3 separate regions of the Homo sapiens genome follow, and regions 2 and 3 are each linked to region 1. Evidence: chromatin loops called from intact Hi-C (ENCODE). Cell type or tissue: OCI-LY7. All regions are shown on one strand. Region 1 has its middle 48 kb from the start of IGLL5. Region 2 has its middle 80 kb from the start of VPREB1. Region 3 has its middle 61 kb from the start of TOP3B.

Evidence for each region. A loop is a pair of places that touch in the nucleus more often than their neighbours do. Peaks named below come from ENCODE experiments on the same cell type or tissue, not always from the same donor. Only the 100,000 strongest peaks of a DNase experiment are listed, where the experiment ranks them.
Region 2: a loop joins it to region 1, with 10 times the contacts of the local background. A loop is called at or near these places in 2 of 110 quality-filtered maps.
Region 3: a loop joins it to region 1, with 5 times the contacts of the local background. A loop is called at or near these places in 2 of 110 quality-filtered maps.

The regions. Positions count from the first base shown.
Region 1 is chr22:22,934,863-22,937,362 of GRCh38, forward strand. No RefSeq gene overlaps it. Among named protein-coding and RNA genes, the nearest start is that of IGLL5, 48 kb to the left of the region's middle. RefSeq lists an enhancer at 596-975. In OCI-LY7, CTCF peaks have their summits at 1,102 and 1,317; DNase peaks (open chromatin) are centred at 99 and 909; H3K4me3 peaks cover 1,197 bases; H3K27ac peaks cover 2,410 bases.
Region 2 is chr22:22,163,982-22,166,481 of GRCh38, forward strand. It overlaps IGL. Among named protein-coding and RNA genes, the nearest start is that of VPREB1, 80 kb to the right of the region's middle. In OCI-LY7, CTCF peaks have their summits at 1,085 and 2,073; DNase peaks (open chromatin) are centred at 430, 750 and 2,100; H3K4me3 peaks cover 2,500 bases; H3K27ac peaks cover 2,500 bases.
Region 3 is chr22:22,042,930-22,045,429 of GRCh38, forward strand. It overlaps the pseudogene PRAMENP, IGL and the pseudogene IGLV10-67. Among named protein-coding and RNA genes, the nearest start is that of TOP3B, 61 kb to the left of the region's middle. In OCI-LY7, CTCF peaks have their summits at 1,057 and 1,260; DNase peaks (open chromatin) are centred at 172, 353, 1,032 and 1,882; H3K4me3 peaks cover 2,500 bases; H3K27ac peaks cover 2,500 bases.

The sequences.
Region 1 (2,500 bases):
GACCTGTGTGGAGGGGCCCGTGTGGAGGGCGCTGTGTGGTGGGACCCGTGTGGAGGAGCCTGCATGGAGAAGACCTGTATGGAGGGTGGCTGTGTGGACCACTGCCCTCTGCCAGAGACCAGATTGTTCACTTCCTCCACCATTCCACAGCTCCAGCCCCATTTCAGGGGTGCAGAAAAGAGGCCTGAAAGCAGCATGGATGAGAGTTAGGGCTACAGGCCCTGATGGCCATTCCTTCCCTGTGCCTTGGGAGATGCAAGGAAGGAGGGTGGCTGCAAAGGCCTGTGGGAGCCCAGAGCACTGTTCTTCCCAAAGGGGCATCTGCCCTGGGAGCCCAGACCTCAGTGTCAGACAGAGAAGGGGTCCCCCCACCATGCTCAGCCCTCATCAACCCTTGACCTTGAGCAATCTGCTTCTCTTCTGTAGCCCTCAGTTTCCTCATCTGCCCAAGGGGGTGATAAGAGTCCCTCCCCACAAGGTAGGTTTGCGGATTGAGATGATGCCTAAGCTGTGCCTGGCCTATGGGGACCCTCACCTACCCTCAGTCATTGCTCTTGCCTGGGCCTGCGGGTGACACTGTGTGAACCTGGGCAAATGCCTTTGCCTTCCTGGGCCCAGCCTTCCCTCTGGTCAAGGAGGAACTGGGTCAGGGACCCCGAGTGCCAGCCATTCAGGAAACCAGCAGATTCCTGGGTGAAGGGGTTGGCCAGGGAGGCCTGAGATGGGAGTAGGGTGGGGGCCAGGCCAAGGGATGGGGTTGGGGGATGCGCTTTCCCAGCTCTGGTGGCCCTGCCTGCAGCTGGCCACCCCTGGAAATCCCCAGGCTAAATTTAACCCCAAGTTGGCTGAAACCAGAACTCAGAGTGACAAAAGGAGAAAAATAAGAGGAAGAGAAACTGAGCTCATGGCCACCCGGGCATGGGATGAGTGACAAACAGGCCCAGGTGTGGCCCAGGAGGAGCATGGGGCAGTTTCAGGGCTGCTGCTGGATGTTTGTGCAGCTCACAGGTGGGGGCAGTAGAGCCTGCGCCCCACCCCACCCCCTCCTAGTCCAGCCCCTGGGCCTGATGCTGCCCCCTGGCTGCCTCCCCACACCCTGAGCTCCATCCTGGGTCCCAGGGTCCACCAGAAGGCATCTCAGAACCAGCCAGCAGTGGCCCTGATTGTCAGCAGGACCCCAGGGAGGGGGGTGGCCAGGACAGGGCTCTGAAGCCCCCACCCCAGGACCTTCCCTGGGCAGAACGAGTTGGTGAGGGAGTGATGAGCAACCACAGGCCTCCTAACTTCCCAAGCTGGCGATTCTGAGAGGCCTCAAGGCTGAGACACGGTTCAGCCTTTTAGGCCCTCCTGAACGTGTCCCCTGTCTCCACAGCCTGGGAATGCACTCTCTTTTGACCCAGAAATCCTGCTCATAAGAATTTATCATGGAGATGCCAGAGAGCCAGTGCATGTGGATGTTAGCCAGGGAGCTAACAGCAAAACGTGACAGAAAAGAGCCCGAGAGCAGATGCCAGCCTCACATCCACATCCCCAGATGGCCTTGGAGAAGGGCCATAGACAGATGTTCACAACAGGGCAAGAAGAAGTGAGGAAAGAAGTTCCCATCTTTGTGATAAGCCCATGATTTCATGCAGAAAAAGATCTGGAAGGCGCCATACCAACGCGCTAACAGGGCCTCTTGGGCAGTGCAGGATCAGAGACTTGCTTTGTATTCTTATTTAATTTTTCCTGTTTTCAGATTTTATAATCGGAGAACAAAACATTAAGCCAATTTAAGATGTAAGATCCTATAAAAATGCTGTATTCGATGATGCGAATGGCATCTGAAAAGCCTTGAACATATTATCCCAAAGAGGCCACCAGATAAGACGTGACCTGTGTGTGCATGAATCCCTGCATTTTTATCCATACCTAGATGCACATCCGTATCCACATCTATTCCCCGGGGCTACCGGTTGCGGGGGTAAACTGTAGGTAATATTGGTTTTCATTTTGTACATCTAACTTTTTTCATTTTTTGACAATCATTATACATTTATTATTATGAAAAATAGAAGGTTTTGTCACTTAAATCAACATGTTTATTCCAATTCACTTAACATTCAGCAAATATTTCTTGTGTGTCTGCTACACCCACAACAGTCAGGGTGCAGGGTTTGAGATTACACTGATGAGAAGACAGAGTGTTCTCTCTTGAGGAGTAGTACAATGGGGGATTATATGGAAGAGGTCACTACGATCCTAACATGGATTCGCATCCTGTATGTCTTAGGTGCTGCCCAAAGCCCGAAATTGTCTCACAGCTCCAGCCAGCTCAGAGGCAGGAAGCCCAGGGAAAGTTGCTGAGTCATAAAAATGGAAAGAGAGGGCATTCCAGGGGGGATGAGTACCTAGCAGCCGACATTTAGCAAAGAGGATTGGAAAATGAACCCCCCCTTAAAATACAGTTAAACACAGAGGAGGGAGCAACTGCAAACAAAAAGTTTAAGCGATTTCTGCA
Region 2 (2,500 bases), 770 kb before region 1:
TGATTCCAGCAAGTCTGATGCTTTTAACTTGGTGCATCATTATTAGGGAAGCCACTCCCTCTAAATCCTCAGAAGATGCCCCCAAGGAGTTCCCGGATCCCAAGGTGCAGGATCAACCTCCCAGTAAGGAAGGCTCTCTGGGCCCCATCACTGTTCATCTGTTCTACTTTAATCCTAAGAACCTTGAGCCTTCATTATTTCCCCTTTCTGCTTATTTGGCTGGAACGTTGCTGGAATGCATCTCAGTTCTTTGGGGACTAGAGGGATAAAAAGCACAGCCCATAGAAAGCTTTCACCTGGTTAAGTAGCATTTCCTAAGAGCCACGAGGGCATCTGCTCACTGCTCACTGCTCATCCTTGCATCATAATGGGTTCCTGGACCCTGGGCTCTCCTGGCTCATTGAGTTTACCAATCCCTCCACACTCCACTCATTGCTAGGGCTGGCTAGAGGGAAGGATAGTAATTGTCCAATAGGGAGATAGTTTTAGGGGGGATTACAGAAACTACTCCCCATAATCTTTGTTGATAACATCTTCATCTTGATGTTTGCTCCCCAGGATCTGATTGTGACAGTGGAAGTCTGACACTTGAAGAAATGTAGGTTTACCCTTCTGAAAGGCCTGGCCCTGGCTTGGCCTAGGGCTGGAAGGAAGAGGTGCTGAGCTTTGGGCAACCAAGGCACAGCTGTCAAGGGGCTGAGCTCTCTGCAATGTGGGCCTCCTGCAGAGACATCCCTAGGGAGGCTGAGACCTGACGATGATGCAGAAAAGCAAATTGAAGTGAGCAGGGGATGGTCTGTGGGGGAATCAGATGACAGGTGGGGGGCCAGATGTGATACAGATGGTGCAACATGAAGAAAAGTGTCTTTTGTGATTGTTCTGAGGAGAAGGGCTCAGTGCTAGAGCAGTGATAATGAGGCAGGAGCTGGGTCCTGAAGCCACAGGGGAACCAGGTCTTGGGTCTTTTTCTGAGGGTCCCTAGGGAAGATCACATGACAACCAAGTCCCATGTTATATGTCCAGTGCTCGGTATCCCAGATGCTGTCCCTCCCAGAGCCTCTGGGTGTCCTCGTCCCACTCTTCCCTGTGATCTGTTTTCAGCTCCAGGAGCAGGTTCATACTCTGTGCCAAGAGTGGGGCTTGCATGGCTGAGTGGAGAACAGATTTGCAAGAAGATCCCACCTTGCAGTCTGGCTCTGTGTCCTGGGTGTGGGTGGTAACTGAGGAGATGTAGGCATTTGGGCTCCACTAGAGACCACAGGGAGCAGAGCTCACAGGGGCTCCCCACAACCCGGGCTCCTCCCTTCATCCTCCTCCCATTGCCTTCCTCACTGGGGTTCGGGCCAGGGGAGAACCCAGGGCTGCTTCAAGGGCCCTGCTCTGCAACCATGGTCTTTATCCAAGTCATTGTCTCCAAACTCTGTAAGGGCTTTCTCTGAAACTGTAGGAGCATTTTTTTTCCATATGCCCAAGGCAGGCTTACAGGGTGCTGACCCCACCCCTTAAAAGTGCTAATAGTCTCTCAATGCTCAAGACAGGAGGGAGAATTAGGAATCAGGAGCCTACCCAGAGCTTCCCTCTTTCCTCACTTTCAAAATTGCACTGTGTCTAGACATAGAATTTATGCCTGGGTTGGGAAATATTTATTTACTTATTAATGTATTCATTCATTAATCTCACTTTCTGCAATCTGTGTAAGTGAGGGGCAGAAGGGAAGAGGGGCACAGAGGGAGAGGTTGAACCCAAGGGCAGGTCCTGGCAGTCTGGGCACAGGCTCTGATCAGCCAGGGGGAAGGAAGAGGGAGCAGCTCCTGGTGCCCTGGAGGGAGGGGATGCCCTGTCCCTGCTGGGCCTCCCACTTCGTTGTACCCAGGGAATGCTTTTCAGAGAGGCAGAGCTCTTAGCAGAGTCCCGTAAACCATACAGTGAGTTGGGCAGGTGAGTCCAGGGGTAGGGGCTGTGTGGAGACCTGAGACCAGGTGTGGCCTGGCATGGACACTGCCCAGCTCCATTCTTTTAGGGAGGACAAAGTGGACAGAGGAAGAGACAGGAGACATGGGTGTGTCTGAGCTTTGGGCAGCAGGGGATGCTGTGGCCTAGCCCTGAGGGCTGTGCTGTGGATCCCAGCTGGGAGCCACCCCCTGGTCCTGGCCTGGAGCCCTCTGTCCCCTGCTCACTGGGACTAGCAGCTGTGTCCTCACAGGTCCCTGAGTACCCACAGAATAGCCACACCCAGGTCCACACTCTCCCGGGGTTAGCTTTCCAGGCAGAGGTCAAGAGTCAGAACCCAAGGTGGGGTTTAGACAGCCCAGGAGAGGAGGCTGGTTTGCAAGTCCCTCCTAACCCCCTTCGCCCTGAACTGCTGGAAGGATAGGAGAGACTTGAAGAATCCAGGCCCACCTGAGGGTCCTCAGGACACAGCTGTGTGGCGGGTCCCCACCATGGCCTGGGCTCGTGGCCTCTTTCCTTTTCTCCTTCACTGCTCAGCTGGCTGGGGCCA
Region 3 (2,500 bases), 890 kb before region 1:
TAAGAAGGGCATCGCTAAGCCTGATGAGTGCTTTGTTTAGAATTCCCAGCTACCCTGGATTCCTCTCCAACCTCATGAACAGCTTCAGAAAAGAGGATCAGGACAACCGATGCTCCTCTCATTGAAATGCCCGGATGTGGCAGAGAGGCAGGAAATATTTTGGGTCTGAGGACAGTGAGGATCATCACTGAGATGATCCTGCCCAAATGAAAACCACTCAGGGCCTCCAAGGGAGTTCAGCCATCAGCTCACTGGACTAGGTTTGGGATGCAACACTGACCTGCCCCGACCCAGAGTCATAATGAGCCAGGCCACCTCCACCCACTGGGTCAGCTCATCTCCTCTTTATCTTTTCTCCTTCTGACCTGTGAGTACCCAGATCAGGGTGGACAAGTAAGAGACACATAGCAAGGTCTTATGTGAATACAGTGACTCTACCTTACGACGTTTTTGGGAGATACAAAGGTACTTAGAGGAGCTCAGTTTCCAAAGCAGTGCTCCAGGAAGCTGGAAATCTGCACTATGCTCTGGGCTCCTCTCCTCCATCTCCACCCTCACTATTCAGGTGAGAAAGAACCTTATGTCGGGGGATCCACACCCAGCTCTGCTCCATACCCCCTCACTCTCTGGCTCACTGGGTTGTAAACCTGCTCTCATGGCCCTCTCTGTCCCCCTGCAGTGTCTGTGGCCCAGGCAGGGCAGACTCAGCAGCTCTCTGTATCCAAGGGCTTGGGATAGACAACCACACTCACCTGCACTGGGGACAGCAACAATGTTGGCAAAGATGGAGCTGTCTGGCCGCAGCAGCACCAGGGCCATGCCCCCAAACACCTGATCAACAGGAAAAACAGCCAACTCTCAGGGATCTCAGAGAGATTCCCTGGCTCCCGGTTAGGAACATGGCATCTCTGACCATCTCTGGCCTCCAGACCAAGGACAAGCCTGCCTATTACTGCTCAGCCTGGGACAGCAGCCTCAGTGCTCACACAGCGCCTCAGGGGAAGTGAGACGAAAACTCAGGAGCTCCCCTAGCTTCACTCGGTATGCGGGGGCGTCATAGAGCACTGTTTAAACTAAACCAAAAATGACAAGGGCTGGTTTCCACGTGACAAAGTGTGTGCTATTCAAAACTATTAAAAATAATATCATAAGTTAAAATAACTAAATCTGCAGTATTAATGAATATTTATAGGAAACATTGTTGTGAATATATTTGTGGCTAGATACTTACATGAACATACACATGCATTAATCAGTAGTAAAAATGAATGCAAGGGTAAACTAAGGAAATATTTATTTTCCCAGATTTTCCTTCTCTTTTATTTGGAGATGCTGGACTAAATGCTCAGAGGTTCCGGTGGTCTGCCTTTGAGTGTGTGTTCAGCAGGGTCACCTCAAGCTTATCCCACCTTCTTATGACCTGGGCCCATGCCTGTCCTCTCATTAGAATCCCCTTTCCCTCTGTCACAGAGCTCTCTTTATTCCTTCTACAGACCCAGACTTGTTCCTCACACTTAGTTGAGGCTTCCTGGGCCCCACGTCCCTGTTTGCCCCCAACACCCACACAAGACAATGATCCCATGTGTGTGCTCTTGTTGTGCCCTTTCCTTATCCTCTGACATACCTCAGGCAGTATCTGGAAAGAACAAATGAAGTGGGAGCGTTAGCTTGTAGTTGAAAATGATTTTTGATATTTTGGGGAAAATATCTGGTTTAAAGATAGTTTTCCATCGAGATAAAAATGCATGTGTGACAGCACCACATTTCTAATGGCGGACCAAAGCCCCCCACATCTTTGCCCCCCACATGGCTCCAGGGACATTGACTTGTTAATATACAACCCAGGAGAGAGCACTGTGTCCTATGCAACTGCAATGCAGAGGCAGGTTTCTGCCCGCTCCTCCAATGAAGTGAGTAGCAACCCCAACCCCATCTTCACCCATCATTTAGATGACCCCCATACAACCACAACATAGAAACACATTGATCAAAGGGCCTTTTTCTCTTTGCAGAGACCCCTATTTGTTTATTTGGCATGTGAGATTTTAGACTTTTACCAACAATTAAAATATACTTTATTAGAAAAGTTACACTTCTTAAGAAACTCTGATTCTTACTGTGAAGTTAATACCTAATGCATCCTATAAGCATAGTAAGTGGAAAATTGTTCTGTAAGGAGAAGATTAATCAATGAAATAAAATACAAGTATTTGAGAGCAATCTAATAGGTAAAAGATTAGAGGACATAATTGTGAATGCCAGGTGCAATATAAAGGAAATGTGGGCCGGGCATGGTGGCTCAACCCTGTAATCCCAGCACTTTGGGAGGCCGAGGTGGGCGGATCACCTGAGGTCAGGAGCTCGACACCAGCCTGGCCAACATGGAGAAACCCCATCTCTACTAAATATACAAAAATTAGCCAGGTGTGGTGGTGCATGCTTGTAGTCCCAGCTACTCAGGAGGCTAAGGGAGGAGAATCACTTGAACCCAGGAGGCGGA